5 separate regions of the Homo sapiens genome follow, and regions 1, 3, 4 and 5 are each linked to region 2. Evidence: chromatin loops called from intact Hi-C (ENCODE). Cell type or tissue: IMR-90. All regions are shown on one strand.

Region 1 (5,000 bases), 720 kb before region 2:
AGGCACAGGCCTATAGGATACTTGACAAGAGGGCCTCTATGGTAAAGGACACAGGAGCTCCCTGCCTCTGTCCCCTTACACACACACTGATTCCTAAGCTTAGCTACCCACAGAGCTCTTCTTCTGGGGACACCGATCAATTTTCCACAGAATCCACATATTGGAAAATGGTGCCCGAACCTCTGTTTCCTCCCTCCATGGAGTGAATAACTCCCTCCAGGGAAAGCGGTTTCAGGCATGAACCATGGACCACAGAGAAGCCACTGGAGCCTGGGGAGAAGCCACCAGGCCACTTGGAAGAAGGCAAGTGGTCCCCAGGTTACCTCTCATCAGGCCCGGGACAGCCCTGCCCCGCTTCTTCAGCTCCCCGAAGCAGCCGTCGCAGACCTTGGCCATCCTGTCCTTCAGGTACTTCAGCGGGTACTTGTTCCGCGAACAGTTCCGGCACACGATCTGCAGGCCCAGGTGGGAAGATTCTCACCCCTCTCAGTGCATGCAAAGGAGACCTGCACCCCTCCCCTCCGCTCCCTCTGCTAATCCACCCACAACTGCCCCTAGGGAGCCCCAGGTTCTGATCATGGAGCTGTGCGTGTCCCCTACTTTTCCGGCAAGGCTTCATCTTGTTTCTGAGCCAGCGCCTATCTGCTTTTCTGATGAGCCCGCGCCCTTAACCACTACATGATACTTTTTTCTCCAAGCACAATAGCCACGTATGCTACGGTTTTCTGTTGAAAACGTGGTGGTGTGGAAGAGGCCTGGGACTTGGAGCTCTGGTTTGATGATCTATAAAATGGGAATTAGCAATCTGTTCCTCTCGGGTTGGTGTGAACATGCCTCACTCTGGGGCTTACAGTAGCTGCTGGACATCCCTGAGCCCCCGGCTGGGCAGGGACATGCCCTTCCCCCACCCCACCCCCATGCACACACTCACCCCAGATGCAGCGACTCACCTTGCCACAGGCGTGACAGTGATGACGCCGCAGGGTGAGGGAGAAGTCGCAGCCGCAGTTCATGCACATCATGACGTGTGTGACAGGCACCAGGGTGGGGGGCCTCTCCCCAAGGCTAACCCCCAGCCTCTCTCGTATCTGCAGCAACAGAATTGGCTGAGTAATGTGGAATGTGGCCAGGAGACCAGCCAGATGCAGAGCCCAGTGAGCCCTGCCCTGCGTCTCTGTGCAGGGTGTGTGATGTGTGGGTGAGTGGGTCTGATGTGAAAGGCCTCTCCTGCACCCTCCAGGATGCTCACCCTTGGTTGGGAAACAGCCAGACTGTGAGAACAAGACTGTGGGTGCTGGGCTCCTAGGTTACACGGAGGCCGCCCCTGACTAGGGTGGGAGCATGGCAGGGGTGTGGGGGGAGCCAGTGCCCCAAGACAGGAGCTACACGTCCATCTGGGTGTGAGTGGCAACAGCAATGCCCGCCCAGGGAACCCCAGGTCTCTGAAGCTGGTGGCCCGTGGGCCCTGCCCACCCACTCACCTCCACGCTATGGTGGAATGCAGCCAGCGCCTGGGCCTTGTAGTCCTCAGGGAGGGCTCTGCTCAGACAGCCATACCACTCGTCCCTCTCTGCACAGGAGCTGCGGGCATGGGCTGGAGTGAGCAAAGGCAGGAGCAGCTCTGCCTCCCACCCTCCATCTCGGCATGGATGAGGTTCTCACTCAGATGCCCCTTGAGCCTGCACCTCTCACACTGCCCAGAACCACCAGCAAAGAAGAGATCACCTGCCAGACTAGGTTTACGAGCAGACCACTGGTCCATTAGCTGTCCTTGGGTCTGTTTCTTCTTACACTGGAATAATGATATTCCCCTAACTCCCAGGGCTGCTGTGGGGATGAAGGGAGATGTGGGACGTGGAACCACATTGTCAACATTGTGCAAAAGCAAGAGACATTAGGAAGGCCCAGAGGGTCCCACACTTCAGGAGAAACGGGCTGGCAGGGGACAGAGGGCTGGGTACCTGTGGAGGATGAGGGGTAGGTGGGAGCTGGCAAAGGTAAACATCTGTGTCTCCCACCTTCCTCATCTCCCCACATAGCTTCCCAGACAGTCATCCAACAGGCACTTTCCAAGTCCCTGCTCTGCACCAGGGAGGGCTTCCTGAGTGGCAAGAGCTACGCCTGGGCTGGGTGCCAGCTAGCTGGGTGAAGTTCTCACAGTGTCCACTAGATGCCGCGCCTACACCACAGGTAAGTGTGCAGCCTGCCCCGGAAAGCAAGCATAAGGGCCCGCTGGCCTGGGCGGGAGCAGTGCTGCAGGGCAGAGGCTGAATCAGCATTGTGGGCAGCAAGACACCATGTCCCTAAAATGTGATGAATGGGTCCTGCGGTCCCCTGGGAGCTTCAAGTGTGAAGGGTCTGGACTAGCAGGAAGGTGACTGGCATGCTAAAGGCCACTGTCCTTGCCCTGGGAGATGGGCAGCCCCACCTGAAGGCCCACGTGTGGATCGTCACCACCCTCAAGTCATGGCCGGACTAACAGAAACTATTTGCTGGCAGCCTCCTGCCCTTGATTTTATCACAAGGAGAGGTGAGGCCACGACCCCCACCCAGGCATCACCTCCTCCAGGAAGCATTCCCTCACTCCTCCAGATGGGGCAGTCCCTCCTTTGGGTTTCCAAGCCCTTTTCTACTCCCTCATGCAGTAGACTGTAACAGATAAGAGCTCTGGTCCACACAGTCCTGGGTTCAAACTCCAGTTCCACCTCACCTGGCTGTGTGACCCTTTTGCAAGCCTCAACTCCCTATGCATGGAAGGAGCCGCAAACCCCAGCTCTAAGGGTGGTGATGAGGATCACGGCGGCGTCTGGGGCCTGACAGGTGTCCAATGCCTGTTACTGCTGTCATTACCACTATTAATTGTTACAGCAGTTACTGCCCTGCATCTGAAGCAGTTTACAACTCTCCTACCTGTAATGTGGGCTCCTGGAGAGCACAACAACGGCTAAATTGTTGCCAGACCTGGCACTGAGGTGTGGCTAATAAATGCTTAAATTTTTTTTTTTTTTGAGACAGGGTCTCACTATGTTGCCCAGGCTGGTCCCAAACTCCTGGCCTCAAGTAATCCTTCAGCCTCAGCCTCCCAGATTGATGGAATTACAGGTATAAGCCACCATGCCCCACCTAATAAATGATTTTAATGAGAAAATGCATCTATGAGAGTGCATGTGCATGAGTGCATTTAGATCCCATTTCACACTCAGAACCGCCCAATGCAGGATAAACCCCCATGTGATAGGCACTGCTGCCATCCCATCTCATGTGCTTGCTGAGAGTAGACACCCAAGCCCCAGAAGCCTTGCTGACCCCTGCCATGCACGTCCCTGGCTGAAGAGCTACTCTTGGCTGGAGGCATACCTCCCTGGTTTCCAAGCCCCCGAGAGCTTGAGCTTACCTTGCCCTGAAAGAAGGAAAAGGGGATGCTCTTTAAGGTCATGGTCTGAAGCCAGAGATGAGGATCCCAGGCAACCCGAGGGCCTGGAGAAAATGCAGACCTTTCTGATAGAAATGCCATGCCCCACTGTGGTCTAAATGTTTGTGTCCCCCCAAATTCAAATGCAGAAATCCTCTTCCCAAAGGTGCTGGTGTTGGGAGGCAGGGCCTTTGGGAGGTGATGAGGCCATGGGTGTGGAGCCCTCACGAATGAGATTAGTGCCCTTATACAAGAGGCCCCAGAGAGACCCTTGCTCCTCCCACCACATGAGGTGGCATTGTCTATGTGAGAAGGCACCGTCTTTGAACCAGGAAGCAGAACCTCACCAGACACCGAATCAGTCAGTGCCTTGACCTTGGACTTCCTGACCTGCAGCCTGTGGGAAATTTCTGTTGTTTATAAGTCACTCAGTTTATGGTATTTTTGTTTTTGTTTTTGTTTTTGTTTTGAGACGGAGTCTTGCTCTGTAGCCCAGGCTGGAGTGCAGTGGTGCAATCTCGGCTCACTGCAAGCTCCACCTCCCCGGTTCACGCCATTCTCCTGCCTCAGCCTCCCGAGTAGCTGCGACTACAGGTGCCTGCCACCACGCCCGGCTAATTTTTTGTATTTTTAGTAGAGACGGGGTTTCACTGTGTTAGCCAGGATGGCCTCGATCTTGTGACCTTGTGATCCATCCGCCTCGGCCTCCCAAAGGGCTGGGATTACAGGCGTGAGCCACCGCGCCCGGCCTGGTATTTTTGTTATAGTGGCCTGAATGGACTAAGACACCACACAGACAGGGCAACATAAGTGATGAACGCTCACTTATTATTTTTTTTCTCTCATCTTCTAGACAGGAACGCAAAAAGGCAGGCCACTTTATGAACAGCAGCACACAATACATTTTTTACTGGCCTTAACTTTTCGTGTTGCTGTAGAGACCCAATCATCCATAAAGAGCTCCACAAACATGAGACATTGCTATTGCCATATTTAAGCCATGGGCTCTAGAAACCCCTGAAGTTATATATAAAATTTTATGAGTGTGTACATTTTTTGGGGGGAGAAAAGTTTTTATCAAATTCCCCAAAAGGTTAAGAAACACTGAAAAGAAAAAAAGTCCTTTGACCCAGAAGGATACTTTGACCCAGAAGGATACCAAAATAAAAACAGCACATCCTTATCTGTTGTTCTGAACCTTCCCATGCTCACACCTCTGCCTTGTGCGCCATCCTCCCTCCACCTGCCCGTACCTCGCAGACAGCATCAGGCAGGACTCGGAAGTCTCAATCTTTAGAGCGTAGGGCACTTTCTCCATCACAGGGCGGCTGACCTGGAAAACCAACAGCAGCCTCCTTCAGGGTGGGGCAGGGAGGGGCAAGTGTAGACCGGCTTCTCCTGGCAGCAGATGAACAGAGGGACCATGTCCACCTACTGCCGTTCTCTAGCCTCAGGGCATACCTTTCTGTGATGGTAGGTGCTGTGGAAGGTGCCTGGCTGCCAGCTCCATCATTCTTGGCCACTCACCCACCGCTGGGAAGGCTGCAGAGCGTCATGCTCAGGGCCCAGCCCGGGCAACCCCAGGTGC
Region 2 (5,000 bases):
GATGGTAAATTCTGTTATGCATTTTTTACTATAATCAAAAATAAAAATTAAAAAATATATAGTCACAATACTTTTACAAATATCTACTATACTTCACTAACACGAAAGTGACAGAAAAAAAATACGCTGATAGTATAAAGAAGCTAAAATGTAAGTTGATCAATTGATGCACATCATTTACATGTTGAACAATTCTCAAAGATGTCAAGGGGCAGGAATGATCCTTCAAGGAAAAGTAACTTAGACCAAGAGAATTTTAAAGCTTCAGGAAAGGCTGATATTCATCATGTATATGAAGACAAGCCTGCCAAGCACTGAATTCTCCAATTTGTTCATTTTTCCTTGTTCCTCAGGAAAGTCAGCGTGGGTATTTCATTACCATATGGAAAACTATGTTGTGCCATTAAGAATAATAAAGAATTTGGCAGGGCGCGGTGGCTCACGCCTGTAATCCCAGCACTTTGGGAGGCTGAGGTGGGCGGATCACCTGAGGTCAGGAGTTCGAGACCAGCCTGGCCAACATGGAGAAACCCCATCTCTACTAAAAATACAAAAATTGCCAGGCGCGGTGGCTCACGCCTGTAATCCCAGCACTTTGGGAGGCTGAGGTGGGCGGATCACCTGAGGTCAGGAGTTCGAGACCAGCCTGGCCAACATGGAGAAACCCCATCTCTACTAAAAATACAAAAATTGCCAGGCGCGGTGGCTCACGCCTGTAATCCCAGCACTTTGGGAGGCTGAGGCGGGCGGATCACGAGGTCAGGAGTTTGAGACCAGCCTGGCCAGCATGGTGAAACCCCATCTCTACTAAAAATACAAAAAAAAAAAAAATTAGCTGGGCCTGGTGGCACTCACCTGTAGTCCCAGCTACTTGGGAGGCTGAGGCAGGAGAATTGTTTGAACCTGGCAGGCGGAGGTTGCAGTGAGCCAAGATTAGGCCACTGCACTCCAGCCTGGGCGAGAGAGTGAGACTCTGTCTCAAAAAAACAAACAAAAAAAAACCCCAAAAAAACCCCCAAAAAACAAAAATTAGCCGGGTGTGATGGCAGGTGCCTGTAATCTCAGCTACTTGGGAGGCTGAGACAGGAGAACGGCTTGAACCCAGGAGGCGGAGGTTGCAGCAGTGAGCCGAGATTGCGCCATTGCACTCCAGCCTGGGGATATGAGGGAGACTTCATCTCAAAATAATAATAATAATAATAATAATAATAATAATAATAATAAAGAATTTAAGCCAAGCCTTAAAAAAAGAAAGAATGTATAAAACTATGAGCTTGGGAAATGGAAAAAGTTGGGGACAACTATTCACTTTAACAAAATAATTCTTTCTGTGAGGCTTTGCGCCTGGTTTCATCTATGAAATAGTGTTCTTCTAGAGCACAAAAAGCACTCGACACAGTGTTGCAGAAACATGACAAGCCTAGAAGAGGCCGGCTAGAGGCCTTCTGCAATGCCAGGTCCAATGGTGTGATAATAGCTTGGAGATTTTGCTTATCTGCTTTATCTCCCAAAGGGCATTGCACAATATCAGTGTGCTTGGATTGGACAGGATTCCAGTGACACGGTTCATGTTCTATTTTGATTCTGGCAGTTGGTAACCTTTCTTCTAGGAAAGAGGAAATAAAACACCCCATTGGTGATATTCCGTTGTTCTGAGCATACGAGGGTGGTAAGGCTGCCGGGGGCAACTGACCAGAGGCAGGTGTGGTCCCTGGGTCATTTTTAGCCACACTCCCAGGCCCTGATATCTGGCAGGGAGGTCTGTAACCAGCTCTGTCAACCTGCCATGAGGATGACCTGCCCTTTCCCTTGGTTATTCAAGTCCCAGGTTTTTCCTGAGCGGAAGCTGACAGTGATGTCATTTTCTCGTGATATTGGCGGGGTGACCTTGTTCATGGAGCTGGTTTCATCCATTTCTCTTCTACCTTGAAGCTGAACTGAGAAAAACATTGCTGAGAACCACAGAGAGGGAGGGCAGAGGACGCTGCAAAGGGGAGGCTCCCCTGTTCCCTCATCTGATTCCCAAACCCTTATCATGACCAGCTGTTAGCCATCCCAGTTTCTAGCAGAACTCAGCCTGGAAAAGTCATACAGGAAAAACAATGCAAGGAGAGATCGATGAAAAAATTTTTAAAAAATGTTGTAGTAGACTCAGCAAGGCAGAAACTATGGATTCATGAAGAACAGCTTGGATCCTTGTTATAAAGACAGATAAATATTTACAGGTGGTCTTTTCAGAAAGGCATTCAGGAGGAGACAAGAAGCATCTTATTTAGAGCTGCTGGCCCAATTAAGGGAATCAAAGATGTCCTGAGCTCCGACTCCATGGCAGGACCTGAGCTCCATCCTTGATGGACATCTTTTCATCCTCAGCCCTTCTTCCTGAGGTGGGCACTGTCACTATCCCCATTTACAGAGGAGGAAACTAAGGGTCAGAGAGTTGGAGTCTGTTATTCAGCTGGGAAGCAGCAGTGCTAGGGTTCACATGCATGGCTTTTTCACTCCAAATCTGTAGGCTTTTCCTAGCACACACCAATGTCGGCTTTCAGATACTGCTACCAAGAACTCCAAACCTAGGCTCTTTTAATCAATAGCAGAGTGATTGAGTCCTTTTCCTGAAACTCACATTGTTCAAGCTCAAAGGACACTGTATAGATGAGGACTCCAAGGCTAAGAGCAGGAAAAGGGATCTGCTCAACAGGATGGCAGAATCTGGCCTCAGGCCGCAAAGAAAGCTCTGTCCACCCATTATTCAGCCACGTGCACAGAGCCAGCGCAGCAAAACCCATCTCACCTAGAGTGCGGCTTTGTTGGTGATCTCGGTTCAGCAGGATATGGGCACCACGGGAATGGTATTTTCCCTTACAACTTTCTCCCTGGGGCCTACATATTATGTAGCTATTGTAGGGTTGGAGTTCCACAAACTGGATTTCAGAGCTCGCTGGCCAGTATTAGCTCATGTTGATTGCAAAGCAAGGACTGAAGTGGAAAAGCAAAAGAGCACAGCACCACCTGGTGTTGGCAACTAAGACATGCAGGTTCAGGAGTAAAAACAACTCCCTGCATTTCCCTTCGTGTGAGGAATGGAAGCCCAGAATGGGCGAGGAGCTCGCCAAAAGTCACAGAGCACACGGTGATCGAGCTGAGTCTGACGGGTGTGATTTCCAACTCTGTGCTCCTCCCACGAGGCCTGGCCAAGGGAAGGAAAGCACAGTCTTCCCCTTCCTGAATACCAGCTTGAGCAGGGTCCCCATAGCACCCGCGAACTCAGAAGACCCTTTCCTTCGAAAAGGGAAAGGACGGTGAAATGCTGGCCTGTGATCGGAAGGAGGAGACCGTGTAGCTGCAGGAGCAGCACATTGCACGGGTCCAGAGGCTACAGCATGAGCGGCACCACTGGAGCTGGGGCACACAGTGGCCCTTATTTAGGCTTTAGAACTAGATTAGCCTGGACTCGCGGTGGCCTCAGGCAAGTCTATTTCACTGTCTTGGGCTCTTCATCCCCTTCTGTGAAACGAAGGTGCTGAATGACGCCTGGACTTCCGAGGTCTCAGACTTTTGGCTCACTCTTCCCATGCCGACTGGCCTCCCTGCCGACCCTCCACCAGGAAAAGCCTCATCTCAGAGCCTCTGCGCGGCCTCCAGTTTCTGGAAGAATGCTGTTTTGCCAAATCCCCTTGGGGCCTGTTCCCTCCTGCTATTCAGATGTCCGCTCAAATGTTCTCTGCTGAGACAGACCTCGTCTGAGCACTGTTCCCCCTCACCCCCCACAACACCATGTCACCTCCCATCTCCTCACCCATTTCAGGTCCTTCCCAGCTCTTAGCATCGTGCACATAGTTGGTCTTGCTCAGGCCTCTGTGGACAGATCCTGGCACATAGCGGACATCTGAAAATAACTTTCAATGGAACAAATCAAGTTATTTCAAATTCACCATTCTCCTGAAAACTATCTGGGGAGGAAAAGAGCAGGGACAGTTGGAATAAGCTGAAGGAGTGGCCTCCCAGTGCCCCTTCCACCTCTGTGCCTCTGACCCTGGTGTCAGTGATTTGGCAGTAACATCCCAGCACCACCCTAGCCTGCTTCTAGGGCCACTTCCCAGCCCTTACAACTGACCTTAGGACAGAAGCTGTTTGTCTAGCCGGTACGTGACACAGCAGGGACTCGCAGCCAGGTTTCTCTGACCCCGCTGCACTGCTAGACCCTGTATGTTCAGTTTTCCACCTCACTAAGGGTCACTCTGGGGCTCGTGTCAACACTCAGAGCCCAGATCCCTGCAGCATTGCAAGTGGATGGGATGAGCACCAAGAAAACATTCCTCTGGAGTAATCAATATCAGAAACTGCAATGGGGCATGCTGCCTCCACATCCAGGACATTTCTAGAAGCAGCCAAGAAAATAAGAACCTACATGCTCTGGTTTATTAAAATTGGGCAATGAATCTAAAAGGAATTTAAAGCATTTGGCCTTATCTTCCTCATTTCTTGGTATTAGTTTTCTATGTAAATTAATAACTAGTTAGGTATCTAGAGTTGGCAAATACTGACACTTTCAGGTAAATGGTAATGGGGAGGATGGCCACGAGGGTAAAAAACCGGGGAACACTGTCCAATTGTGGGAAGGAAACCACAAGTGTCTGGAAAACAATGTGCAAAGTTCACCTTCTTTCAAACTCCCATTTGAACCTTCCATCCACAGTGCTGATCACAAAGTCCTGTTGCACTAGTCTTCTTGTCATTTAAATATTCATTTAACATTTATTGAAGACAAATTCTTGGCCAGGCCCTCTGCCAGGGGTTGTGAATATGGTCTCTGCCTGTAAGCAGCAATTTGTCTCATGGGGCTTAGTGTTCTTCAGTCCACTCTGTTCAACTACCCTGCCCTCCCCAGAAGCTCTGAGGACCCCCTGATACCTACCCCCAGCTTAACAGCCCTCTTGTGTTGCAGATCTCCTACCTAGACCCCTCAAGAGGACTCGGGCTACCATCAGGCCCAGTCA
Region 3 (5,000 bases), 190 kb before region 2:
AACACCGAGCCCAGTGAGAGAAGCCAGAGCCACAGACCAGATGCCCTGCAGTGGGTCCCTTTACATGGCCTTCAAAGTCAGGCAGAGTGAATTGAGGGCCATGGGAATAGGAGCAGTGGTTGCCTCCAGAGGTGAAGTGGGATGGGGTGAGGTGGTGTGGGGTGGTGTGGGGTGGGTGGGGTATGAGAGAACCTGCGGGATGGGAAGGGGCTCCATCCTTACCTGGGGCAGGTCACTCCAGTGTGTGCTGTCGCGTTTCACTGTAGGAAGTGTAGACCTCAGTAAAAATCCCAAGGAAAACCCCCAGACCCACTCAGGCTTCCTTCCTGCTTTGAACCACCTCATGGCCCCCACCACACTGCCACTAAGCCACACTCCTGGCAGCCTCTGAGATACCCCCTACCTGACCCTCCGCCACTCTCCTCCTCTGCCTCCCTCACTCCCAGCCTCTCTGGCCCCCTGGCTTTCCCTCCAACTCCAGGCTCCCCTCTCTCTGCCTCAGGGCCTTTGCCCCTGTCTTGCTCCCTGCCCCAGGCTCTTCCCCTCAGCCCTTCCCAGGTCTGGCTCCTTCTCCCTAGGCCTCAGCTCCAGTGTCTCATCCCCAGAGACCTTCCCAGACCACCATGTCTCAGACAGCCCCGGCTGCCTCCTGCCTGCCCTGCACCAGCCCTGAGCCATCGCCTCATTTTATTCTCATTCTAACTTGGATAATGGGTGAGTGGACCTTGATCATTTACATATTGACCTGTTTATGTCTGTTTTCACACTAGACTGCCCACTTCATGTGTCCCCAGGGCCTACAGCAGTGGCCAGCCCCATGGCAGATGTCCAACAAATTCTGCTGAATGAACGGAGCTGGAGCTGCCTACAATTTTCCCCCACGCTCCCACCCCCATTCCACAAACTGCAAAACTAACCATTTGTTTAGCTATGGAGAAAGGGGCCAGTCTTTAAGACTGTGCATTCGGCTCCACCCACAAGAGCCCCCTCCCCTCCCCATCTCCCCTGCAGAGACCTGGTTCCAAGCCCTGAGTGGATCCTTAGTGGCTGTGTAACCCAGAGGGACCTCCACCTCCCTCTGCCTCAGTCTCCCCATGGATGGCATGAGGTTAGCCAAGGTGACCTTCCAGCCCTGCTTCAACTGAAAAGTGCATATACTCACGACAGGATGTTGTTAACATACGAATTTGACTCAGCAGGTCTGGGGTGGGGTTGGAGATTCTGAATTTCTTATTTATTTATTATTTTTATTGATTATCATTATTATTATTGAGATGGAGTTTTGCTCTTGTTGCCCAGGCTGGAGTGCAGTGGTGCGATCTCGGCTCACTGCAACCTCCGCCTCCTGGGTTCAAGTGATTCTCCCGCCTCAGCCTCCCGAGTAGCTGGGATTACAGGCATGCGCCACCATGCCCGGCTAATTTTGTGTTTTTAGTAGAGATGGGGTTTCTCCATGTTGGTCAGGCTGCTCTCAAACTTGCGACCTCAGGTGATCTGGCCACCTCAGCCTCCCAAAGTGCTGGGATTACAGGGGCGAGCCACTGCGCCCGGCCTTCTATTTATTATTTATATTTATATTTATTTATTTATTTATTTTTGAGACAGGGTCTTGCTCTGTCACCCAAGCTGGAGTGAAGTGGCACAATCACAGCTCACTGCAGCCTCGACCTTCTAGGCTCAAGCCATTCTCTCACCTCAGCCTCCCAAGTAGCTGGGACTATAGCCATAAGCCACCATGCCCAGCTAATTTTTGTATTTTTTGTAGAGACGAGGGTTTCACCATGTTGCCAAAGCTGGTTTCAAACTCCTGAGCTCAAGCAGTCCACCTGCCTTGGCCTCCCAAAGTGCTGGGATTACAGGTGTGAGCCATCACATCCCACATTTTTATTTTGTTTATTTTTTTATTTTTATTTTTTGAGACAGTCTCGCCTTGTCGCTCAGGTTGGAGTACAATGGTGTGATCTCGGCTCACTGCAACCTCCGCCTCCCAGGTTCAAATGATTCTCCTGCCTCAGCCTCCTGGGTGGCTGGGATTACAGGCGCCTGCCACTACACCTAGCTAATGTTTGTATGTTTAGTAGAGATGGGGTTTCACCATGTTGGCCAGGCTGGTCTCGAACTCCTGACCTTGTGATCCACCCCCCTCGCCTCCCAAAGTGCTGGGATTATAGGTGTGAGCCACTGCGCCCAGCCAAGCCAAAAGCCTACAGCACCCGTTATTCCCAGGTGGTCTCCCATCTAAGTACTAACCAGGCCCAAACCTGCTTAGCTTCACGAGATCAGGCACGTTCCTGGTAGTATGGCCATAGACTGCTTTTTTAACTAGAGACTAGGTGTCTCTATGTTGCCCAGGTTGATCTCAAACTTCTGGGCTCAAGCAATCCTCCAGCCTTAGCCTCCTCAAATGCTGGTATTACAGGTGTGAGCTACTGCGCCAAGATTCTGAATTTCTAACAAGCTTCTGGGAGACACCCCAGGCTGTGGGTCCACAAGCCACAAAAGGAGTCCTGAGAATGCAGGCGAGAGGCTCTCAAAGTCTGGCCCCCAGACTAGCAGCTTCACCTGGGAACTTGTTAGAAAAGCAAAGCACCAGCCCAACCCAGACCTCCTGAATCAGAAACTCTGTGGTGGGACACAGTCCTATCTAACAAGCCCTCCAGGAGCTTCCGAGGCAGCTGGCGTTTCAGAACCACTGCTACAGGAGGTACCAGTTCTCAACCTTGGTGGCCCAAGGAGAAACTGAAAAAAATCTGATGCCTGGGGTCCCACGCTCAGAAATTCTCATTTAAATGGGCATGAGATGGTGGTGGCGGCTGCTGCTTCTTTTTCTTCTCCTTCTCCTTCTTCTTCTTTTCTTCTTTCTCCTTCGTTGTTTAAAATAAAGCTCTCCAGGCAACGTGAATGTCTCATCAGTGCCGGATCCTTGAGCTAGAGGGTGCTGGGCCTCCAAGCATTCCGGTGGCCCAGACATCCCCAGGCAGGCCTGATTCCTCTGCATTCTTGCCCAGGCCTCCCAGTGACTGCCTTCTTATATTTGGTTATTTCTCCCTCCCTCCCCAAACACAACAATTCAAAATATTCTCAGCTCCCAGACCATAAACAAAGCGGGAGAGGAGAGTTCCCTGACTATTTTGTTCCCACTTATGGCCTGATCCAAGGCTGACCTGATTGGGCCCTCGGGACTGGTCATCTGAGCCGGGGTGGGGTGGGCCCCGTTCTCAGGCTGCCCCAGCTCCACTCCTGGATTCCCAGGATCCCTCAGCTCTAGATGACCCCAGGTATTCCCCAAAGCCACTTCCCCAGGGAAACAGAGGTCAGCAAGTGACTTGTCCCATGACACAGCGCAATGCCCAGAAGGTCCCTCTGATCTGTGGTTTCTAGCCTTGGGGGCAGATGTGTGGGATCTGGGATTCAGAGAGATGTGTGTTCAATTCCAGGATCTGCCTCTTACCAACTGTGACCTTAGGCACAGGATCAGCCCCAAATTGAGCCTCATTTTGTCCATCTGTAAAATGAGGATGGCACTAGAGCCCCGTCTAGGGTGAATGTGAAGGTCAGAGCCTGCACAAGGTGAGTGTTCATAATTATCACTGTCATTCTGATGATTTCTGCCAGGATGACAAAACCAGCAAGAATGAGCAAGAAGAGAGGGGCAGGGGGCACAGGAGGTTGTCCATCTGAGTCTCAGGTGCTTGACCTGGGCCCAGGGGCTCATTCTGGAGTATGGGAAGGGAAGAGACAGGTCCAGGTTACCAAAGGGGATCCTAGACAGGCCCTGGGGAAGGAGAGAAGTTAATACCCTTGTTGTGCAAGTGGCACCTCGGGTGGAGGTGACATTTGCCACATGGGAACTTGAACCTGGTCTCTAGAGGCATTATCATCCCTCGTGCTTTGATGCTATTTGTAGCCTTTAAGCCTGTTATTCTACACTTGTGTATTGAAAGGCTCGGGCCCAGCACTTTCCTTATTTGATAAATGTGTTGTCCCCTGTGGGTCAGTGGTCGAGAAAACCACTGGGATGACACCAGGACACCCCTGACACTGGCAGAGTTCTACCCCGAGACAACAAATGCTGCAAATACTGTCTCAGTATTGAAAAGTTATATGTCAGGCTAATACGCTGTTAGGTACAAACCACCCTGCCCTCCCGCCTTGGTGTGCTTATTTTCATGGTGAGCTGGAGGCCAGCTTAGAATGTAAATTCCCAGGCTCCTTGGAGCTGGATCCTGCAAGCGGTGGCTGGGGAGTGCCAGCCCCCATCTGAGGCCCTGGCCTGTGGCCTGCCCCTCACCCCTCCTCTCCTGCCATTCCAAGCTCCGTCCTACCCCTTGAGCAGCTCTGGTCCATGCAGAGGGACAACCCACCTTCCATTCAAGCTCAGCCCCCAAGCACAGCCCACCTTTCCCCCCTAAGCCTGGGTACACACCAGTGTGCCTCTCCGCCCTCAGCTGAATGAATGGGGGAGAGGCCCACGGGCAGGGACTCTGGGGCCTGGGGTACCCAGGGTTCAATTTAGAAGCTAGAGGGCGCTGGCTTATGATGGTCACATCCCCTGGACCCTGTGGAATGTGTATATGACCTTGTGGGAAGGTGTGCAGCCACAGGAGGGCCCCTCTGGGAACCCATAGGCATGGGCTCCTCTGTCTGGGGCCTAAGGGTAGTCCTAGTGCCTCCCACACAGCACCAATGCAGAGCCGAATGCAGGAAAGGGCTGGTCATGGAAAGACATACAATTTGTGTTATTATTATTATTTTATTTATTTATTTATTTATTTTGAGACAGAGTTTTGCTCTTGTTGCCCAGCCTGGAGTGCAATGGTGCGATCTTGGCTCACCGCAACCTCCGCCTCCCAGGTTCAAGTGATTTTCCTGCCTCAGCCTCCCAAGTAGCTGGGGTTACAGGTGTGCACCACCATGCCCGGCTAATTTTGTATTTGTGGTAGAGACTGGGTTTCACCGTGTTGATCAGGCTGGTTTTGAACTCCTGACCTCAAGTGATC
Region 4 (5,000 bases), 260 kb before region 2:
CTTCGACATGCAGAAAGTTCATGGTGGCCACCTTGAAACATTGAGACTGGTTGGCAGAGCCCTGGGCCGCATCTGGGGATCAGGGGACCTTGGAGGAACCACTGCACAGTCAATGCACCCATTTTACAGGAGAGGAAACTGAGATGAAGAGAACAGGACAAATGTGCCCATGGAGTTGGGGGTGCAGTGCCAGGGCACTGCTGGGGCCCAAGTATGTAACAGACACTGACCAATAGTGACAGAGCCCCAAACCTCACCTAGCTGGCACCACGACCCTCGACAGAGCAAATTCTTGTGGCCATGATCCCTTTGAGTAGAAACAATGAGAAAGGGGCTTTGGAAAAGGGCAAAAAGGAAGCTTTCAGGGCCTGCTTAGCTCAGCTGCCCTCAGCCCAACAACCCCTAGGCAGCGTTTATTGAGCACTTACTGTGTGCCTAGCACTGTTCCAAATGCTGTGACGTCTATTTTCACTGGCCCGTGCCCTAACCCTCTGAGGTAAGTTGTATTACTATCTCCATTTTGCAACAATAAAACTGAGGCCCAGAGAGAGTCCATCACTTGCCCAGGGTCACGTGGGCTTAAGCAACAGAATGGGGACCTGCCCCACAGCCCACACATAGCAGACCAGCAAAAAGCCTCCCACAACTGGCAGTTTACTGATTCTCCCCAAGACCAGAGGGCAGCCAGTAGGGAGGCCCTCAGGTCTGAAGCCAAGCTTAGAGGCTGGCTTGCCATGAGACCTCCAGGAAGCCGCTGTCCGCTCTAGACTGTTTCCCCACCAGGAAGTAAAGGGCTGGGACCGTAGGAGCTCTGAGGTTGCCTCCCACTCTGCCACTCTAGGTCGAGGGGTAGAGAGGCTGTGGGTCAGCTGGGGAGCCACCTCTACCAGGGGTTGCACGCTGCCTCTGCCACCCCTTGCTGGTGACCTGGGCCTCAGCTTCCCCATCTGTCCACTGAGGATAAGGGAACGCTGACCTTGCTCGATGGCCCCTGGCCTGCGGTGAGCATTCAAGAAGCCTCTTTGGCCGGCACTGTCAGGATGGCTCTCCGACACTGACAGGCTGGGCCCTACTGCTGCCTCTGCCCCCGGGCGTCCTTTGTTCCTCCAGGCCTCAGTTTCTCCAGCCACCGTCATCTCTTCTCCTTGAGGCCAGGAGCCTACATGATTTCCCGAGGATGGGAAGGCAGACGTGGAGGGCGGGGGCACATCAGGAAGCCACAGAAGGGGGGAAAGAAGTGAAAAAAGAAAACCAACCTGCCTCTCCCTTCCTGAGGACAGGCGGACAGGCGGCCAGGCGCCCCGACCAGTTCCCACCTCTGGGGCCCTTTGTGGGCCACACCCGGGCTGGCGAACAATAGCTGCTGACAGCAGCCCCGCAGGGGTCTCCAGAGGGCGGCCACTTCAAAGCCAGCCAGGCCTCCACTGGGCCAAGCAACCCAGTGGTCTGTGACCAGAGGGCTTTGTGTCAGGGACAGGGGTGTGGAGGTGGCTTTCTTTGTTTTCACGTAGTTAGTTTATTTAACAAGCACTTATGCAGTGCGGATTTTGTGCGGGGCACTCAGCTAAGGGCTTCGTGAGTTTTAACTCATTTAATCCTCAGACAACTGAGAAGAGCCAGGCATCAGCCTCACCTGCATTTTCTAGATGAGGAGACTGCCCAGAGAGGTGGGGGCACCTGCCTGCAATCACAGTTACTGGTGGTGGATGCGGGATGGATCCAGGCCAGCTGGTGTCAGGTCCCCACACCTTTGGGATGTGTGTCATTGTTCCTCCCCAAATCCTGGTCACGCCACCTCAGCCGTGTGAAGGGAAAATAAAATCTCAGGACCCCAAACTCACTATGCAGAAGGAAAAAGTTAAGCTTGGGAAGTGAGTCACACACACGCACAAAACCGGCCTGCTTTCTGTTCTTCAGCAGAGAGTTGTGAGATACAGGCCACGTATCTCCCCAGGCGGCCTCCCTCACCCTGACAATGTAAACTCACAGCTCATCTTCACAGGTGCCGGACAAAGAGACAAGAAATGAGCCATCCACCCACACATCTAGGCATGTGTCTCCTTCCTCCACCGTGTGTACACACCCTACCCTATGGAAAATGTGTGTGTTCTCTACCCTATGGAAAATGCAGATTTGCTGAGAGACATCGTGCATAATTACCTGAATTACCTGTTCCTCTGTCCCTTCCTGCTGTTTCCCCTTACATTTTTTTTTTAAGACACGGTCTCTGTCGCCCATGCTAGAGTGCAATGGCGCAATCAAAGCTCACTGCAGTCTCAACTTCCCGGGCCTAAGAGATCCTCCTACCTCAGCCTCCTGAGTAGCTGGGACTACAGGTACGCGCCACGATGCCCAGCTAATTTTTGTATTTTTTAGTAGAAACAGGGTTTTGCCATGTTGACCAGGTTGGTCTCGGACTCCTGAACTTAAGCAATCTGCCCTCCTCGGCTCCCCCAAGTGCTGGGATTACAGGTGTGAGCTACTGTGCTGGGCCTCCCCTTTAGTGTACTGAGGTTCTCAAAACTCTCTTTGGAAAAAGTGCAGGCCACAGATCCTACTGTGGCTCAGTCTCTTTCCTGAGCACATCTTCAACCTTGGCAAAATAAACCTCTAAGCTCATCGAGCCCCCTGTCTCAGATGGGTTTTGGTTTACAGTAGCAGGTTTGAAAGCCACCCTTGCTTTGCAGAATCTGCTGCTCCGAGGACAAGCCCCTGAGAGCCATGCTTTCAACTTTTCTGTGGCTCCCCCGGGATCCCCAAGGGACAGGCTGGTGCTAGCTGCTGCCAGGGGCCTCTGGTGGTGGCCCAGCAGGCCTTGCTGTGGGACGTGGTATTTTTCCACTCTTGCTGGTGAACCTCCGTGGCTCCTCTGAGCCCTAGACCCAAAAGCCCTGTGGCCCAACTGTCCAGGAAACTCACAAGGACAACTTTTCTCCATCCCCTCTGGGCAGTAGAAAAGAGGGTGGCTGAGCAGCAGGGGGAGCCGGGCATCCTTTGGGAGGTAAGTGTCTGGGCAGCAGCAGCAGCAGGGGGAGCCAGGCATCCTTTGGGAGGTAAGGGCCTGGGCAGCAGGGCTCGCCATTGATCCCAGAGATCCTAGGCAGGCCCTAAGGATCCTCAGCGCCCTGGCTGTTGGTGAGGGGCTTCACTAACTCATTTCACATAAGGGGAAGGTGAGGCTGAGAAAGTGAAAGGGCCTTGTTCAAAGTCATGCAGTCTGGGGGATCCAGAGCTAAAAGGACCTGGCTCTGACTACCCCCTGCTTTGTTTTTAACCAGGCAAAAAGAGCTGCTCCGGAGGCCAACAGCGAAGAGCCCCAGCCTCAGTGAATGTCCATGCTCACTCCGGGGCCTCCTCCCCTGTGCGTCTGCAGGGCTTGCACTTCCTGTGTGAGTGTCTGGATCTCTGCCCCCTTCCCAGACCCCACTCTGTGACAGCAGGGACATGCCTGCCACACGCCCTACTTACTGCATCCTCAGGCTGGCACGGGGGTGGGCACAAGAGGCGGAAGAGTGTGGGGCACCCAGGTCGGGAGTGGGGCCGCCTGGGTCCAAATCCCAGCACAGCCACTGACAAGCTGTGGGATGCTGGGCAAGGTAATGAGCCTCCTTGAACCTGAATTTCCCCATCTGTAAAATGGGACTAATAACTGCACATACTCCAAACCATGAGGAGGATTCAATGAGCTACCTAGCAGCACTGAGAATGCTGCCCGGCACTCACAGGCTACTGCGCTTTCGCCACCGTTATCACTATTTGTTGAATGGATTAATGGCAGCCTAGTTTCAACTTCCTGGAATAGTGAAAATTACAAAAAAGGAAACTGCAACCTAGAGAGGCAAAGTGACTTGAACTCAGATCCTGAGCCTCTCAGGCTGGGGCTCTCCCTCCATTACCCTCCAACTCCTCCTTGCTGGACTAGACACGAGAGCAGGGCCTTGGCAGGATGAGGTCCATCTGCTGCCTGTGGGCCCAGCCCCCACGTCAGCCACAAACCTGGTCTGTGGCCAGGGCTGGAAGCCATGGCCAGCGAGCAGGCAGCCTCTCAGCCATGGGGCTTGAGGAAGTTCACAGAGCCTGACTGTGTTTGTCTTGGCTTCTCTGGCCTGGCCCAGGCTCTGCTATTGTTCTGGGAATCACGCCCACCCCTGGGAGGCCTACAGCCACCCCACGAAGGAGGTTGTTGCTAAGGGTGAGAAGGGAGGACCCGTGGAAGATCACGTCTTTGCTCGGCCACAGCTGCAGCCTGGCACCCTCTCTCTGGCTTTGACACTATTCTCCTGTATTCTGCATTATGTCTCAAAAGTTGCTCACTGTCCCTGGCGGACATCAGCCTCCTCCATCAGACTGGGTGCTCCCCAAGGGTCTGGGTCAAACACACCTCAGGGCCTTTGCACAGGCTGTCACTTCTACCTGGAGATTTTCCCCTCCACATACTCACCTGGCTCAGCCCTTCACTTCCTTCACATCTTTGCCTAGAGTCACCTTCTTGGTAGGTCTTGCCTGGCCACCCTATTCAAAATTGCTCCCAACACTCCCCATTCTCCTTCTCTGCTTGACTTTTTCCCATAGCTCGCATCCCCATTTGACTCCTATATATTTTTCCCATTCGTTTTGTTACAACCTGACTCTTCCTGCCAGGCCATCAGCTCCTGGAGCACAGGAATTTTTGTCTGTTTTGTGAACCACTGCATGTCCCCCAGCCCTGTTTCTACAAAGCACCTGGCACACGGTAGAGGCTCAAAAAATACTAGTGCGTAAGTAAGTGATGATGTCTCTAGCACTGCTCAGGACCAGTGCTCCACAGAAACTTTCTCACTTCTGTGTGGGGAAACTGAGGCAGAGTGAAGAAGGGCATGGTGGCATGTGCCTGTGGTCTCAGCTACTCAGGAGGCTGAGGTGGGAGGATGGTTTGAGGATGGCTTGAGCCCAGAAAGTGAGCTGAGATCAAGCCACTGCATTTCAGCCTGGGCAACAGAGCCAGACCCCACCTCAAATTA
Region 5 (5,000 bases), 340 kb before region 2:
GTCTGTCGGCTTGAATGTTCAGTCCAGCAGGACCATCTGCCTGTCTTAATTGTCCAGATCGTTGTGAAGGCTCCCAGCCCTGTCTCCCCACCCACTGGGGAGATAGTCAGATGGAGCGGAAAGCACCTCCATCAGCCAAGGGACTCAGGCTGACCGCAACTCTTCATGGGTCCTTGGCAGGTCCGTGTTCCTCCTGGCCTCAGCGTCCCTTCTGGGCCCCCAGCCCTGCTCTCCCGGGCCTGGAAGCCTTGCTGCCTCCCCCCTCCCGCTCACTCACTCCCCTTGGGCCAACCTTGGCTCTCTGGTTCCCACATTTTGCTATCTTGGCCGAGGTGATGGTGACTCATAAGCAGATGTGGTGGGCAGGTGGGCAGGCGAAGCGGGGCACATGGCCAGCAGCCACTAGCAGCCCATAATTAGGGGTGCTGGGGTCCCTGTAGGATGACCTTGGGCAAGATCCTTGCTCCTCGCTGTGTCTCAGTGCCCATGCGCAGAGTGGGTTTGTTGAGGAAGGTTTGTTTGGGGTTTGTAAGCAGCCGAGGGTCATTTGGAATTCAAGCTGGGGATGGAGGTGAAGGGGTTCCAGGGTGGCTGAGGCCAGAGCTGAAGCAGCCCCTAAAGACCGCAAGCCCTACTCCTCCCGCAGCCCCACATATACTCCCATTTTATGCATGAGGAGATTGAGGCCGGTTTTGCCCAAGGTCATCCAGCCAGTCAGAGGTGGAGGTAGATCTAGGAGTTGAACTCAGGGCCCCTCTGAGGCACCAGCGGTGCCGCTGCGGGGAGGGTGGCATACTAGAATGTTCCTCACACTTCATTACCATGCTGGTGTCTTCTTCTAGGGGTAGATGGGCAAGGAAGAGAGTGGGATGGCCAGCAGTGAGTTGACACAGTGGGACTGAGAGGTGCCGAGGGCTTGGAGCCCTAGATGAGGCCCCAGCCAGCCGGAGGGCTTCCTGGGGGCAGCAGTCTTGAAGGGCTTGTAGGACTTGGCCTGGCAGACAGGGATTAGGAAGAGGGCATTCCTGGAGGATGGTGATAAAAAGGCTCAGAGGTGGGAATTGGCTCTGCTACTTGGTGCTGGGAATGGGAGGCGGGGAGGCTGGAGAGGGCTGGTCAGTTTGGGGCGCAGGGGGCTCAGCTGCCAGGCAGCAGGCACTGGCCTGGAAATCCCAGGGTCAAGCCCTGTCCTCAAACATGTGGTCGTTGCCAGGGCCCACCCCCAAACCCTGCAGGGCTCCCACCCCCATACCTCTGCTGATCTTTCTGGCATATTCTCAGCTGGGTGGCCTGGGGTCCTTGGATGGTCCTTCCCATGTTCTCACCCTGCCTGAGGGTCCACCGTGGGTCCACAGCTCCAGGGTTCTCTTTCAATATTCAAGTCTACCATGAGGACACAGAATCTGGTGATCACCACGTCCACCAAGCCCTTTTGAGAATGTGTGTGAATTGAACTGTGATTTAAGGCTTTGGAGCCAGAGAACTGAGCTGTCTCTGGGCTCCAGTTTCCTCGTCTGTAAAATGAAACGATTGATGATCCCAGCCTCATGGGACTGAAGTAAATGCCCCTAGAGGTGAGAAGTAGTATGAAATCTGTAGAGTGCCAGCTGGGGGCCAGCCGGGATTGTCATTATTAGAGGCTTATGTTCCCATTTTCTCTGAGCCTCAGTTTCCCCACTTGGGCGTAGAGGATGTCTGTCCAGCATGGTCAGATGTTGTGGCATCTGGGAAGATGGTTTGTTCTTCCTGGTTGGGGAACCCTCCAGGAAGTGGCCCCAGAATAACGGGGTGAATGGCCACCACCGTGTTCAGCCACACACTGGGTCTCCACTGAAGCCGCATCCAGACTGAGCTGTGGCCTCTCCTGCCAGGGCTCAGAGGCCATGGTGTGGGACTAGGGGGAGCCATAGGGAGGCAGGCTGCAGCTGGGATAACAGACTGACTGTCACCCCTTACAACTGTTCAGGAATAGGGTGGGCTGCTCAGAGGTGGTGAGCTCCCATTTATGGAGGTGTACAAGCTGTACTAGACAGCAGAGAGGATTCCTGCATTGAACTACAGTGTTAGAAGGGATGAATTGTTGATTTCTTTCCAATATGGCAATTCAGAGATTATGTACATTCATCATATATTTCTCATTCATTCATTCTGCAAACACTTGTGTAGCACTTACTGTGTGCACAACGCTGCCCTGGGCATGGGGTTGAAATCAGTGAGCAAGACAGTTGTGGATCTCCCATTTAGTGGAAAAGAACAGGTGGAGGAAGGGCTGAGAGGAAAGGCATTGGAGGAAAGGCTGAGGGAGGTAAAGGAGACACACCCCACATGGCCAGGGTGGGCCTCTGGGTGGAGGGTATTAGACTGGACTGTAAGGATGAAAGTGAGGAAGAACATTCCAGGCAAAGGGAAGAGTCTGTGCAAAGGGCTCAAGGAGGGAGCACCTGGTTCTCATGGTCTGGCCCTCTGCCCATCCTAGTTGGGCTGTCTTACCAAAGCCCCTTCCCCTCTCTCGACCTCAGTTTCGCACTGTAGCATGGGAACTGCAATGTCTATCCCATAGGATTCTTGAAAGATTCCATGAGACAGTGTACATAAAGTGCTGTGTACCCAGTAGGTGCTCAGCAAATGCTGGCCCTTTCCTTCTCTCTAAGGCGTTTGCGTTTGGACGGAGGGTCATGCTTGATCCATGGGTGGGTGGTGGGACTCTGGGCACAGTGTTAGCCACAGGCTGACGCTGGCACCAAAGCCGGTCACAGGCACGGGATGACAGCTGTGCCCACCCCTCCCAAAGCCTGATCCACTACCCTCATGCCTTGATTACCAGCCACAAGGGGGAGTCGCTGCATCAACTCCAGTGTGCGGAGGTCCGTGCACTGCTTCTGACGGCTTGGCCTGTGTACAGCTGCACAAGCTCTCTGTGTCTTCACCGGAGGGGCCTCCGGAGAGCCTGATCCTTCCTAAATGTCATCCACATGGCCGGTCACAGTGCCGGGAATGCCCCGATTCGGTGACCTCTCTTCTCCGCAGAACTGTGTCTGCGGAACCCGGCCCTGCGTGCCTAGCCAGCCCACCTGCTCTTTAGGGCCCCTTTTGGTGGTGCCTTTCCTTCCCACTTCCCACCCTCTGCCCAGGCTGTGCCCTCTCCCTGGAAATCCCTGCCTACCTCACCTTTGAGTGTTGAGTTTCTTTGTCCCTCAAGGCGTGGCTCAGACACTGCCTCCACCCGGCAGCTTTCCTGGACTCCTCCTCTGACCATCCCTGACTCTGTGGCCACCTTTGTTCTGGGTGGTTTTGTGGCAGATCCTCTTTGGATGTAGTCCCTTTTATAAGAGATACTGACATTTCAACATGTGTAATGTTCTTGGCCCCCAGTAGGCCCTGTGTGAGCAGTGACTGGACTTTGAACTTGGGTTTCTTGACAACATTCTCTAGGACAGGGCAGGGAGGGGCCACTGCATCCTGAGATTGGATGCTTAATGCTGCTTTTTCCTGGAGCTGAGCCCCAATAGCTTTGTCCATTTATTTCCATGTTTTGCTTTTTGTTAGGAAGGCAGAGAGAGGGCTGGTGGACAGTCAGAGCAGCCCCTGAGGGGAGGAGGATGGGGAGGGTGGACAGACAGCAAGGCCTGACCCCTCACCCAGGAGCGCTCTGAGCACCCATTCAAGTCAGTTTTCTAAGACACTTAGCTGACCCTATCCCTCTCTCCCTCCAAACTCTTCCAGCAGCATCCTCAGGAGAGAGTTCCAACTTCTAACATGCCATTTGAGGCACCTATTTATTTTTAATTTTTGAACTCCAAGTTCCAAAGCTTGAGCTAAATTTCTCAGTTCAAAGCACACATGGTTCTGGGCCATCCCAGCGCCAGATCTGGCTCTGTATAATCTTATTTCTTCTCCTTCATGCCCTATCCCCACCCCAAATTCCTTCCCTCTAAACTTGCACTTGAAATAGGTGAAACAGGTCTTTCCGTCTGTGTGTGCCCTTGCAGCATAGATAGTGCTTTATGTGTCTGCTTTCGATACATAATGACACCACATTTCAATACATAAATGATACCACGGGGTAGATCTCATTCTGTCTCTCTTCTTTCCTTCCTTTCCATCTTTCCTCCCTCCCTTTCTCCCCTCCTTTCTTTCTTTAATGTGACACTAGGTTTTCTAAGATCTGTTCATGTGGCTGCACTTCTAACTGCTGTGTCACACAACACGGTGTGCAGTCACCACGTTACCTGTCCCCTACCCTAGGATGGAGTCCCAGGTCACCTTTACCAACATTCTCAAGAGTTCATGCCCCTTAGGGACCTGGGTAGGGGGTGGAATTACTCTGCAATAACTTCCAGGAGTGAGGGTACTGGGACACAGGTGGCCAGACATGGAATTTCTCCTAACACCACCAGGTGCTGCCACTGTGGCTGCCTCAGTTTACCCCCCACCAGCTGTGCTGTGACTTTCCATCTCCATCTCCCCACATCTTCACCGGCTCTTGGTTTTGTCTGCATTTCCAGCATTTGCCATTTTGAGGAGAGTCAAGTGGGAGCTCGCTGTTTCTGTTTTCACTTCTCTGGTGACAGTTAGTTGGGACACCTCTGCATGAACTTGGGGTCATTTGCCCTCCACGCCCTGTGCCTCGCCTGTTTATAGCTGGTGCCCATTTTTCTTTTTCTTCCTGTTTTGCATCAAGATACATCCTGACTCCATGCTTTCTGACCTCTCCCACTGGCAATTCCTCAAACGTGCCCTATTGGCTGTCATTAGAGGAGCTTTGATGCTCAACTGAAGGGGAAAATGAGGCTCAGAGCAGAAGGGACCTGGATTCCAGATCTCCCGCCTCTCAAGTGCCTGGCCCATTTCCTCCCTCAGACCCCTCACCCCCGTGCCATCCTGACCCTTGCAGCCCACTCCCGGTAGTTGCCATTGCAAAATAGAAGTTAGGTCACAGCACGACCCTGCTAAAAACCCTCCCCTCACACTCAACAGAATCCCAACTCCTCTCCCTGGCC

Evidence for each region. Hi-C counts contacts between places; a loop is a spot of excess contacts. Peaks named below come from ENCODE experiments on the same cell type or tissue, not always from the same donor. Only the 100,000 strongest peaks of a DNase experiment are listed, where the experiment ranks them.
Region 1: it touches region 2 in a loop (8-fold over the local background); 17 of 110 quality-filtered maps call a loop at or near these places.
Region 3: it touches region 2 in a loop (7-fold over the local background); 17 of 110 quality-filtered maps call a loop at or near these places.
Region 4: it touches region 2 in a loop (7-fold over the local background); 98 of 110 quality-filtered maps call a loop at or near these places.
Region 5: it touches region 2 in a loop (12-fold over the local background); 24 of 110 quality-filtered maps call a loop at or near these places.

What each region holds. Positions count from the first base shown.
Region 1 is chr3:14,918,499-14,923,498 of GRCh38, reverse strand. FGD5 (FYVE, RhoGEF and PH domain containing 5) reads right to left here. Exons shown (of 20, transcript NM_152536.4): 13 at 4,666-4,745; 14 at 1,482-1,581; 15 at 951-1,088; 16 at 324-453. It overlaps LOC105376963 (a long non-coding RNA gene), which reads left to right. Exons shown (of 4, transcript XR_007095829.1): 2 at 151-1,198; 3 at 2,040-2,190; 4 at 3,016-3,152. Among named protein-coding and RNA genes, the nearest start is that of NR2C2, 27 kb to the left of the region's middle. RefSeq lists enhancers at 159-1,358, 1,874-2,373. In IMR-90, a CTCF peak has its summit at 2,168 (motif pointing right); a DNase peak (open chromatin) is centred at 2,168; H3K27me3 peaks cover 342 bases.
Region 2 is chr3:14,201,649-14,206,648 of GRCh38, reverse strand. No RefSeq gene overlaps it. Among named protein-coding and RNA genes, the nearest start is that of LSM3, 25 kb to the right of the region's middle. In IMR-90, a CTCF peak has its summit at 3,016 (motif pointing left); DNase peaks (open chromatin) are centred at 1,518 and 2,988; H3K27ac peaks cover 1,727 bases.
Region 3 is chr3:14,391,959-14,396,958 of GRCh38, reverse strand. It overlaps LOC105376959 (a long non-coding RNA gene), which reads left to right. Exons shown (of 8, transcript XR_007095825.1): 4 at 1-50; 5 at 579-714; 6 at 3,438-3,570. It also overlaps the pseudogene RNA5SP124. Among named protein-coding and RNA genes, the nearest start is that of SLC6A6, 8.1 kb to the left of the region's middle. RefSeq lists an enhancer at 1,909-2,648. In IMR-90, a CTCF peak has its summit at 2,923; no DNase peak of the experiment used is centred here; H3K27ac peaks cover 1,034 bases.
Region 4 is chr3:14,459,910-14,464,909 of GRCh38, reverse strand. The region is part of intron 6 of SLC6A6 (solute carrier family 6 member 6); the gene reads right to left. Among named protein-coding and RNA genes, the nearest start is that of SLC6A6, 60 kb to the right of the region's middle. RefSeq lists enhancers at 3,135-3,184, 2,988-3,509, 3,510-4,031, 4,032-4,553. In IMR-90, a CTCF peak has its summit at 3,001 (motif pointing right); DNase peaks (open chromatin) are centred at 3,009 and 4,029; H3K27ac peaks cover 1,323 bases.
Region 5 is chr3:14,546,291-14,551,290 of GRCh38, reverse strand. It overlaps a transcript of GRIP2 not described here. Among named protein-coding and RNA genes, the nearest start is that of GRIP2, 8.4 kb to the right of the region's middle. RefSeq lists an enhancer at 2,872-3,372. In IMR-90, CTCF peaks have their summits at 1,547 and 2,835 (motif pointing right); no DNase peak of the experiment used is centred here; H3K27me3 peaks cover 1,990 bases.